2 separate regions of the Homo sapiens genome follow, and region 2 is linked to region 1. Evidence: read pairs that join two places in POLR2A ChIA-PET (ENCODE). Cell type or tissue: Panc1. All regions are shown on one strand. Each heading gives the region's core, and the rest is flanking DNA. Links, peaks and the distances in the headings are about the cores only.

Region 1 (5,380 bases), core at 78-5,077:
ACAACTCAAACATATTGTCTCACAGTTCTGGAGGCTGGAAGTCCAAAATCAAGGTGTCAGCAAGGGTGGTTCCTTCTGAGGGCTGTGAGGGAAGATCTGTTCCAGGCCTCTTTCCCACCTTCTGGTGGCCCCAGGCATCCCTTGCTTATAGATGACACTCTCCCTATGTCTTCATATCTCTCCCTTCTGCATGTGTTTGTCTGTATCCAAATTCCTGCCCCCCTCCCCTTTTTTTCAAATCCTGACTTTGCCACTTGCCAGCTATGTGTGTGCCCTGGGCAAGTCACTTCATGTCCTCGAGTCTCAGTTTCCTCATCTGTAAACTGGGCAGAATTAAGAATACCTATTTCACAGTATCGTTGTGAGAAGAAATGAAATAATGTATAAAGTTCATGGCACAGAACCTGGCATGTAGCCAGTGCTCTAAAAATGGCAGATGTTATCATTTTTAATGGTTTTTTCTTTTAATCCTTATGAGAACCACCTAGGGCAGGTTATTATTATCCCCATTGTACTGATGAAGGAATGGGTTCAGAGAGGTTGAGTAACTTGCCCAAAGTCACATAGCTAGTGATTCAGTTATAGAACTAGAGTTCAAATCTGTATTTGTTCCTTAACACCCACTACCAAGGTAAGACTCCTACGAGCTGCTTTCTGTAAAGGGCAGAGTTGTAATCTTTTCTCCTTGGGGCTGGATCCACTTACAGGAAGCTTTCTATGGCTGGCAGATTTTTTTTTTCTTTTTGTTGTTGCTGTTGTTGTTCTGTTTTTCCTTTTTTTAAATTTTGTTTTATTTATTTATTTATTTATTTATTTATTTTGAGACGGAGTCTTGTTCTGTCACCAGGCTGGAGTGCAGTGGCGCGATCTCAACTCACTGTAACCTCCGCCTCCCAGGTTCAAGCAATTCTCCTGCCTCGGCCTCCTGAGTAGCTGGGATTTACAAGCGCCCGCCACCACGCCCAGCTAATTTTGTGTATTTTTACTAGAGACGGGGTTTCACCATGCTGGTCAGGATGGTCTCCATCCCTTGACCTCATGATCCACCCACCTCAGCCTCCCAAAGTGCTGGGATTACAGATGTGAGCCACCACGCCCAGCCTGTTTTTAATTGTATAAACATATGGGGTACAATTGTAATGTTGTTACAAGCATAGATTGTGTAGTGGTCTAGTCAGGGCATTTAGGGTATGCATCACCTGAATAACATACATTGTACCTAACACACATTGTACCCGTTAAGTAATTTCTCTTTATCCACCTTCCTCTCACCCTCTCACCCTTCTGACTCTCCATTGTCTGGCATTCCACTCTCTCCTTCCACGTGTACACATTTTTAGCACCCACTTTGAGTGAGAACATGCAGTATTTGACTTTCTGTGTCTAACTTGTCTCACTTCAGATAATGACCTCCAGTTCCGTCTATGTTGCTGCAAAAGACATGATTTCATTCTTTTTATGGCTGAATGGTATTCCAGTGTGTAAATGTACCACATTTGCTTTGTCTAATCACCTGTTGGTAGACATTATGTTGATTCCATATCTTTGTTATTGTGAACAGTGCTGTGATAAACATGCGAGTGCAAGTATATTTTTGATGTATTGATTTATTTTCCTTTGGAGTGATACTCAGTAGTGGGACTGCTGGATCAATGGTAGTTCTATTTTTGCTACTTTGAAAAATCACCATACTATGAATAGAGTTCATACTATGGGTAGATGTTGTATTAATTTACATTCCCACCAACAGTCCAACAGTGTTCCCTTTTCTCTGCATCCTCACAAACATCTGTTTGGTTAATTTTTTTTTGTCTTTTTAATAATAGTCATTCCATCTGAAGTAAGATGATATCTCATTGTGGTTTTAATTTGCATTTTTCTGATGATTAGTGATGCTGAGCATTTTTTCATATGCCTATTGGCCATATGTATGTCTTCTTTTGAAAAATGTCTATTCATATCCTTTTCCCACTTTTTAATGAAATTGTTTGGGTTTTGTTGTTGTTGTTGAGGCCCTTGTATATTGTGGATATTAGTCTCCTGTTGAATAAATAGTTTGTGAATGTTTTCTCCAATTCTGCAGGTTGCCTGTTCACTCTGTTCATTTTTTTTTTTTTTTTTTTTTTTGCTATGTAGAAGCTTTTTGGTTTAATTAAGTCTCATTTAGCTATATTTGTTTTTGTTGCCTGTGCTTTTGAGGTCTTATTCATAAATTATTTGCCTATATCAGTGTCGAGAAGAATTTTCCCTAGGGTTGCTTCTAGTATTTTTATAATTTCAGGTCTTACATTTCAATCTTGAATCCATCTTGAGCTGATTTTTTATATGGTGAGAGATAGGAGTGGTTTCATTCTTCTGCATATGGATATCCAATTTACTCAGCACCATTTATTGAAAGGGGCATCCTTTTCCCCATGTATGTTCTTGTCTGCTTTGTCAAAGATCAGTTGGATGTAAATATGTGGCTTCATTTATGGGCTCTCTATTCCTTTCCACTAATCTGTCTATTTTTATATTGGTACCTTGCTGTTTTGGTTACTACAGCCTTGCAAAATAATTTGAAGTCAGGTTATGTGATGCCTCCAGCTTTGTTCTTTTTGCTTAGAATTGCTTTCGCTATTCAGGCTCTTTTATGGTTTCATATGAATTTTAGAATTATTTCTTCTAATGCATGAAAAAATGAAGTTGGTATTTTGATAAGAATTTCACTGAATCTGTTGATTGCTTTGGGCAGTATGGTCATTTTATTGGTATTAATTATTCTAATCCATGAGCATGAAATGTTTTCCATTTGTTTGTGTCATCTACAATTTCTTTCATCAGTGTTTTGTAGCTCTCCTTGTAGAGATTTTTCACCTCCATGGCTAAATTTATTCCTAGGCATTTTATTTTCTGTATCCATTGTCAATGTAATTGCTTTCTTGATTTCTTTCTCAGCTAGATCACTATTGGTGTAAAAAATGCTACTGATTTTTGTACATTGATTTTTATATCCTGCAACTTTACTAAATTCATATATCAAATCTAGGAATTTTTTGGTGATGTCTTCAGGTTTTTTCCATTTTATTTCTATTTATTTTATTTTATTATTTTTTTAGAGATGGGGTCTTGCTCTGTTGCCCAGGTTGGAGTGCAGTGGTGAGATCATAGCTCACTGCAGCCTTGAACTCCTGGGCTCAAGGGATCCTCCCATCTCAGCCTCCCAAGTAGCTGGGACTATAGGCATAAGCCATCATGCCCAGCTAATTTAAAAAAATTTTGTTTTAGAGACAAGGTCTTGCTGTGTTGCCCAGGCTGGTATCAAACTCCTGGCCTTAGTGATCCTCTTGCTTGAGCCTCCTGAATCTGAAATTACAGTCACAGTCACTGCACCTAGCTAGGTTTTTCTAAATATAAGATCATAACATGAGAAAACAGGGAGAATTTGACTTCCTCTTTTCCAATTAAAGTGCCTTTTATTTCTTTGTCTTGCCTGACTTTTCTGGTTAGGACTTGTAGTCCTATGTTGAATAGGAGTGGTAAAAGTGGGCATCCTTGTCTTGTTTTAGTTCCTAGAGGAAATATATTCAACTTTCCCCATTCAGTATGATGTAGGCTGTGGGCTTGTGATATATGGGTTTTATTATGTTGAAGTATATTCCTTCTATGCCTAGTTTGTTGAGAGTTTTTATCATAAATGAACGCTGAATTTTATCAAATGCTTTTTCTGCATCTATTGAGATAATCATGTTTTTTGACCCTACTTCTGTTTATGTAATGTATCACTTTTATTGGTTTGCATATGTTGAAGCATACTTGCATCCCTAGTATAAAACTCACTTGATCGTGGTGCATTCTCTTTTTTGATAGGCTGTTAGATTTGATTTGCTAGTATTTTGTTGAGGATTTTTGCATTTATGTTAATCAGGGATATTGGTCTGTAGTTTTCTTTTTTTGTTACGTCCTTCTCTGGTTTTGGTAACAGGGTGGATTTACTGGCCTTGTGGAATAAGTTAGGGATAAATCCCTCCTCTTCAATTTTTTGGAACAGCTTCAGGAGGATTAGTCTTAGTTCCTTGTACATTTGATGGAGTTTGACTGTGAATCCATCTGGTCCTGGGCTTTTCATCAGCTTTGGACAAGAACAAATTTTCCCTTTTTATAAGAACACCAGTCATATTAGATTAAGACCCACCCTTATGACCTCACTTTAACTTATCTGCAATGACCCTATTTCCAAATAAGTTTCATTCACAAATACTGGAGTTAAGGACTCTAATAATATATTTTGTGGGGGACACAATTCTACCCATAATACAGCCCATGCCTTGCTCCCAACTTCTGGTTAACATCAGACCTGCACAAACTTTCCTTGGTTAATAGATTTCTTGAGCCTTCAGTTTTCTGACTCTAATTTAGGTCTGTGTGCCTTCCAGGCACATTCCTCAGTACTTCCTACCTGGAGAAGAATAAGGGACTACTGCAGCTTCCTGCAGGAGTTCTCTCCAGCAAAGAAAGGCCTCAAAGACATCTTCCTAGAGATTATTGTCAGACAGCTATTGCATGGAGAAGCAGCAGAGCTGGGAGGACCCTCAGGGGTCATATGGCCATTTTACAGAGGAATGGACTGGGTCCCAAAACAATTAAGTCATTCTTGTCCAGGTATGTGTCAGAACCAGGCTGCCAACTCAGTCTTCTCATTTGAAGTCTGGTACTTTTCTCATTCCACTTAAGACAAGCTCAGCTCTGTCCTAGACATTATAAGGGAATCAAAAAAATATATAATATTTCATTGAGTTAAAAATGCACATATTTCACATTTTTGAATCTCCAAAATAGAGATGCTATTTCCATTTGATGGCATGTCTAATCGGCAGCATTTTCTCTTTTTTAGTAGAACATAACAACAAACACACTTCTCACTTGGGAGTCTTAAGCCCAATAAAATTTGGTTTAAGGAGTATCCCCAACCTCTAGGGAGTCTCACATCTAATTTGGAAAATGAGATTGTGTCATTTAGTGTCACAAGAAAGTGTAAGACAGAACATAATTGAGATGTATGCATGAACAGCTTTGACTTATAGAAGGCAATACAAAGACTGAAAATTCACTACCACTTCTTTTCCTGAACCCTTCCCATGACTTCCTCTTGCTCTTCATATTAAGGCAATCTCCTTACTTGGGCTTCAAGTCCTGGCATGCCCTGGATCTTGCTAGTTTCCATTCTCATCTTTCAGCACACATCTTTACTCACTACAGTGGTCCTTCATGATCGTTCCCACCACACAGATTTTGCTCATGCTGTTTCCCTTTCCTGGAGTGCCTTTCTTCCAGTGGGGTTCACTTCCCTGGAGAAACCTTCCCTGAGTCTCTGCCTAGGTCAAATCTGTACCTTATAGGG
Region 2 (5,380 bases), core at 258-5,257, 300 kb after region 1:
CTACTCCCACCTGGCAGGCTGTGCTGTAGGATTGAATGGGTAAGGCTTACAAAGAGCCTGGGACAGTGCCTGGTGCTTAAAGAATGCGGCTTTTGTTGTTATCCTCATTCTGGAGTATGTGTGAACGGTGAGCTCCCTGTCTCTGCCCCACTTTGCTCCTAGAGGGGGGACAGTGCCTTTTTTCACTTGGTGTCTTCCATAGAATCTCTGTGGTCTTCTCTTTTGGTCTTCACAGCCAAAGAAATTGCAGGCTTCTGTTTGTCAGGAGGATTCTGACAGTGACTCTACCAAGAAGTCAAAGGATGCCTAGAGCTGGCGATTAGCTCCCTTGGCACCAGCTGAAGGATGAAAGCAAGTGTTCTTGGAGCTCATGCTTGAAAATAAACCCTCCAATTCAGGGCTTCTCAGCTCCCTTGGCAAACTCTCCAGCATTTGGGTCCCTGGCTTTGGACACTGCAACGTCCTTACTATGTTTGGTTTGTGCAAAGGTGCCCAACATGGTGGCTTCCTGGCCTGGAATATTCTGTTGCTCTTCCTTGATACTCTCTAGAGCAACAGGAAGTCCTTCTCCTGAGAGATGCATTTTCCAAACCTGAGGCATCTTATTCTTTCTTCTGATCTCAGCCTTCCATTTAGATTTCATCAAAGGAGAAAGAAGTAGAGGACTTACTTACCAAGGTGTGGTATATCCAGAGTAGGAAACAGATTAGAAATGAATGCAATCCATAGAAAGCCAAACTGCTTCACATCCTGTCCCCTCACAGGAAAGCATTCAGACAGAACCACAGACCAGCAGCCACAAGGAATGCTTTTGACACTGTGACATGATCTCAATATTTAAAACAGCTTCTCAAAACTTAAAGTGCAGGATTTCATTCATAAAACACAACAAGCTTTCTCTGAATTTTTTCTATATCTCATATATCAGGCAGCAGGCCCCTGTTCCCCAGCTTCTCCCAAATATCCCTCCAAATGTGTCCTGAGCCGCTCTTGCCTCCTTGACCTGCGTTCTTACCTTTCAGATCTAGTTTCTTTCTAACTAAGCCTTTCCAATGGAAACCATACTCACCTTCCTGGCTTCCCTTGTTTGGTGGCCCTCCCGGAACCCTAAGCAGCACAGTAAGCAAGCAGGTGGACAAAGAATCGGTGTTGGAATACTAGTGGGGAGAAAGGCTGTGATGGTATTTGCATCTGCACTTTGCCGCATGGCATTAACACAGTGGATGTCACAAGGCTCGGGGAGAAGCGGTCTGATGGTAGCTTTTAATAGGCAGAACATCTGAGAAGTCACGTGAGAAGACCTTCCGTGCAAGAACACAGCAGTCCCTGCATCTGCAATAGCGCTCGTCTCATTTGACACTGTAGGAAATTCCATGCTTTATACCTTACAGGGTGGGGTCGATGGTTTAATAACTCACTACATGCTGGGGCAAGCAACCAGGGTCCCTGGGTATTTTCTATAGCTGATTTCATCTTGATCTTAAGCCTCTATCAGCCAAAAGAGAAGGGAGAAAACTCTACACCTTCCCCATAAAAGAAAGCTGTGTCTTTTTGCTTAAGTGGCCTTTTTGGGGTGAATGCTCAGCATTTCAGGGGCACTCCTCATTTTCTTAACCAAGAAGTCACAGAGGTCGCCCCACATAGCAGGGTGGAGTGTGGAGTGTGAGCCTTATCATGTGCTGGTGCATCCTTTCTCACCCCAGTCTATGGCTGAGGGTGCTGTGGTCCCTTCTTCTGGCACCGTGGGGAGTCATGATAACCCTACTCCACCTTCTGCCCTTCCACATTCGGCCAGTGCCGTGTCCAGACCCCAGCATATCCCTTTCTCTGCTTCTACTGAGAGGTCCTCGCACGCCTGCTTCCTAGTAGAGCCTCTGACTCCCTATTCTTAGCCACCCTCTACATCCCCCTCTGGGAGCTTATGGGCACTTTCAGACGCTGCTTTTGCACTCTATTTCTGGATTCTCTCTGCTTAACCTCACCATACCAGCATTTCTGGGCTCACCTGGCTGCCCCATGCTGGTGCCAGGCCACTAAGCAAAGCGGGCTTCCAGAAAAGGGAAGGGACTTTGTACAGCCTCTTCCCAGTTTCTTTGACCCATCTTTCCAGACCTCAGCTCAGGGTTGTGGGGGAACTGGACATCTTCCCCTCTCCCCTAAGTCTCATCCACTCTGAATTTCTCCCCTGTGGTTCAGAAGAGCATGCTTTTCCCTTCTTGTTTAAGATAACTTATCACTATGTTAGACCCTCCTTCTCAACTTCCCTAGGTCACATGTGGGAGCTACCTACCCATTCCTTTCTTGGAATATCAAACCTCAATGTGGCCTTAATGGCAGATAGGACATAGATGGAAGATCTTGCTTACCACAAAAAGTGAAATATATCAGAAAATATATTGACACCATTTATTTCACTTACAACATGCCTGCTCTTGTCATTATGGAGACAGGTAAGGCAGATAGCATTTTCTTACTTTACAGCTGAGAAAATGAGGCTCAGAGAGGTTAAGAGACCCAGCAAGGTCACACAGCTTGTGGGGGGCATAGTCAAGAAGAACATGTGAGCGTTTGGACTCTGTAAGAGTATTCTTTCTGTGGCCCTGGGCCACCTCCCCTGCTAGGGCTCTCTTTTCCTCCATGGGACTGTGAAGTCAGCCACAGGGCACCGTCAGCTCCGCCAATCTGCTCCCTTGTCTCTTAAAGTGATTATAAAGTAGAAACGATGAAATCCACAGCTGCAGGAACAGTAGGAATTCTGCCTCAAATAGGCATGAATCCTGGAAGCCAGCATTTAATGCTGAAGTCACTACGAACTTCATTTAATCTTTTTTTTTTTTTAAGAGATCGCCAGCTATGAATGTCTGGAAGGTGGCCAACGATCCATTATAAGCACTAAATAATTTGTAAGTCAAACCTATCGATGGCAATGTGGTGTCAAAATCACTCAACAGTGTTCATTGAAAAGACAAATCAGTTATGCCTGGGCCTCTGCAAAGGTGGTTTGGGAAGGCAGCAGATGGTCATGTAAGTATGCGTAAACATATATATTTAATGGACTGCAGAAGGAACAAAAACTGGCATAATAATTGAGGAATCTTTTGGACTCTACAATTTTTCTTGCTGGGAAACCTGCCCAGCCAAGAATCCACAAGGCCTGTGAATCAAGTCGGCACCCTGTCCTCATCCACTGAGCTTATGAAAAAATGAGGGTTTGACTGCTGATAGCAAAGGTTCCAAACCTACTGAGACCTCCCTTCTGCATAATGCTTTTACCTGAGAGGAGAAGATTTTATACCCCCACTCCACTGCCTCCTCCGAGCCCCTTCATCTTGTTCCTGGACTTCTACAAAACCTGCCTAACCAGACTCCCAGACTCCACTCTGCCCCTCTATAATCTATATTCAAGGACAAGCCAGGGTGGTCTTTTGAGAACCAAAGTCAGATCATGTTATGCCTCTTGCTCAAGCCTGTCTTCTCTGGTTTACCATTGTATGTAGAATAAAATTCTTAATTTCGTATGATGGCCAACACAGCCCTCCCTGTTTTGAACACTGTCTACTTCTCCAACTTCCTTCTTTTTCTTTTTTCTTTTTTTTTTTTCCTCCGAGACAGAGTTTCACTCTGTCGCCAGGCTGGAGTGCAGTGGTGCAATCTTGGCTCACTGCAACCACCGCCTCCCGGGTTCAAACCATTCTCTGCCTCAGCCTCCCGAGTAGCTGGCACTACAGCTACCACACCCAGCTAATTTTTGTATTTTTAGTAGAGATGGGGTTTCACCATGTTGGCCAGGATGGTCTCGATCTCTTGACCTATGATCCACCCGCCTTGGCCTCCCAAAGTGCTGGGATTACAGGCGTGAGCCACTGCGCCCGACCTTCTCCAACTTCTTTCATACCTTTGCCCAACTCTCTCCCTAAGCCTTGACCTCTTCCTGGCCTTTTTGCTGTTACTTGAATAGGTCAAGATGTCCCTGCCTCCGGCCCTTTGCTCAAGCTTGGCCTGAGTGTCCCGCTTTCAACTTTGCACATCATTCAACTCTAATCTCAAATGTCACCTCCCAGAGAGGCCTTTCCTAACCAGTCATTCTCTGTTGTATTACTGTGTTTTGTTTCTATTACCGCGTAACTCCTAAAATATTTACATGATTACTATCCATCTTTCTAATCTACAATAGAAAGTTCCAGAAAGCAGGGACTTGGTCTTATTCACAGCTATATCAATGGTACCTAGAGGGTCACTTGTCTCATGGCTGGCATCCTCATGAAACTTGTTTATTGACTGGGCTACTCCTTTCTTCCCCAAAACTGATGGTCTCCTTTACCAGTTGAGCAACAACCATATTGAAGTTTACCAGTGATCCAATCATTTGTTTTTGTAAAGTCATCTGTTTAACAAGAATTTACTAATTTCCTACCATTTTCCAGCCCATATGCTAGGCATGAGGGCCACAGAGCAGCCTCTGACCACCAAGAATTCAAGATCTGGAAAAGTCCATGATACCTGTTCAATGTGGGAAGAACCAGAACAAATGTGTGCATTGTGTACTCAGATAATGGGACCCCCTAGGCCAGGGGTTTCCAGGGAGGCCTTCAGAAGGAGATAGACCTTGAGCTGTACCTTGGAGGATGTGTAGGAGTTAGGCAAACAGGGGCTTGAAGTATTCTAAGCGTAGGAAAAGCAAATATTCAGAGCCCAAGAGAGGCTGGCAGACGTCGTTCCGCATGCCTGGGGTAAAGGATTCCCTGTAGGAGAGGCAGACGGGTTGGAGTGGGACTGGCCTTTGTAATATTAAGGAGCTTGGACTTTACTTTGAAATAATTATAAACTCGTAAGAAGGGGAGGGACTTAGGGTTGCGTTTTGGGAAGATCACTTTGGCCATGAGGGAGAGGATGTATCGGAGGAGAAAACAAAGGAGACAGAGACCTGAATTGCCTGGACAAGAGGGGTGTAATAGTTTCCTAGGGCTGCAGAAACAAATCACCACAAAGTGGGTGGTTAAAAGCAATGGAAATGTATTCTCTCACAGTTCTGCAGGATAGAAGTCCAAAATCCAGGTGTGGACAGGGCCAGGCTCTCTCCAAAGCCTCTAGGGAAGGATCTTTCCTTGCCTCTCCCAGCTTCTGGTAGCCCGCCCCCAGTATTCTTTGGTTTGTGGCCGCATCATCCCAATCTCCGCTTCTATCTTCACATTGCCACCTTTTTTTTTTTTTTTTTTTTAGTGTCTCTCTCTTCATATGGCATTTTCCTCCTCTTATTGGAACACCAGTCATGTTGGATTAAGGCCCACACTAATAGCCTCAATTTGACTTCATCTGCATAGACCCTATTTTTTTTTCTTTTCTTGAGAGAGAGTCTCACTCTGTCAACCAGGCTGGAGTG

What was found. ChIA-PET counts read pairs that join two places held together with the same protein. Peaks named below come from ENCODE experiments on the same cell type or tissue, not always from the same donor. Only the 100,000 strongest peaks of a DNase experiment are listed, where the experiment ranks them.
Region 2: POLR2A ChIA-PET joins it to region 1 with 6 read pairs; 3 of 35 experiments call an interaction of 5 or more read pairs at or near these places.

The regions. Positions count from the first base shown.
Region 1 is chr5:169,356,193-169,361,572 of GRCh38, reverse strand. No RefSeq gene overlaps it. Among named protein-coding and RNA genes, the nearest start is that of SLIT3, 58 kb to the right of the region's middle. In Panc1, for the core only: no CTCF peak of the experiment used is centred there; no DNase peak of the experiment used is centred there; H3K27ac peaks cover 1,272 bases.
Region 2 is chr5:169,054,055-169,059,434 of GRCh38, reverse strand. All of the region lies in intron 4 of SLIT3 (slit guidance ligand 3), which reads left to right. Among named protein-coding and RNA genes, the nearest start is that of SLIT3-AS1, 44 kb to the right of the region's middle. In Panc1, for the core only: no CTCF peak of the experiment used is centred there; no DNase peak of the experiment used is centred there.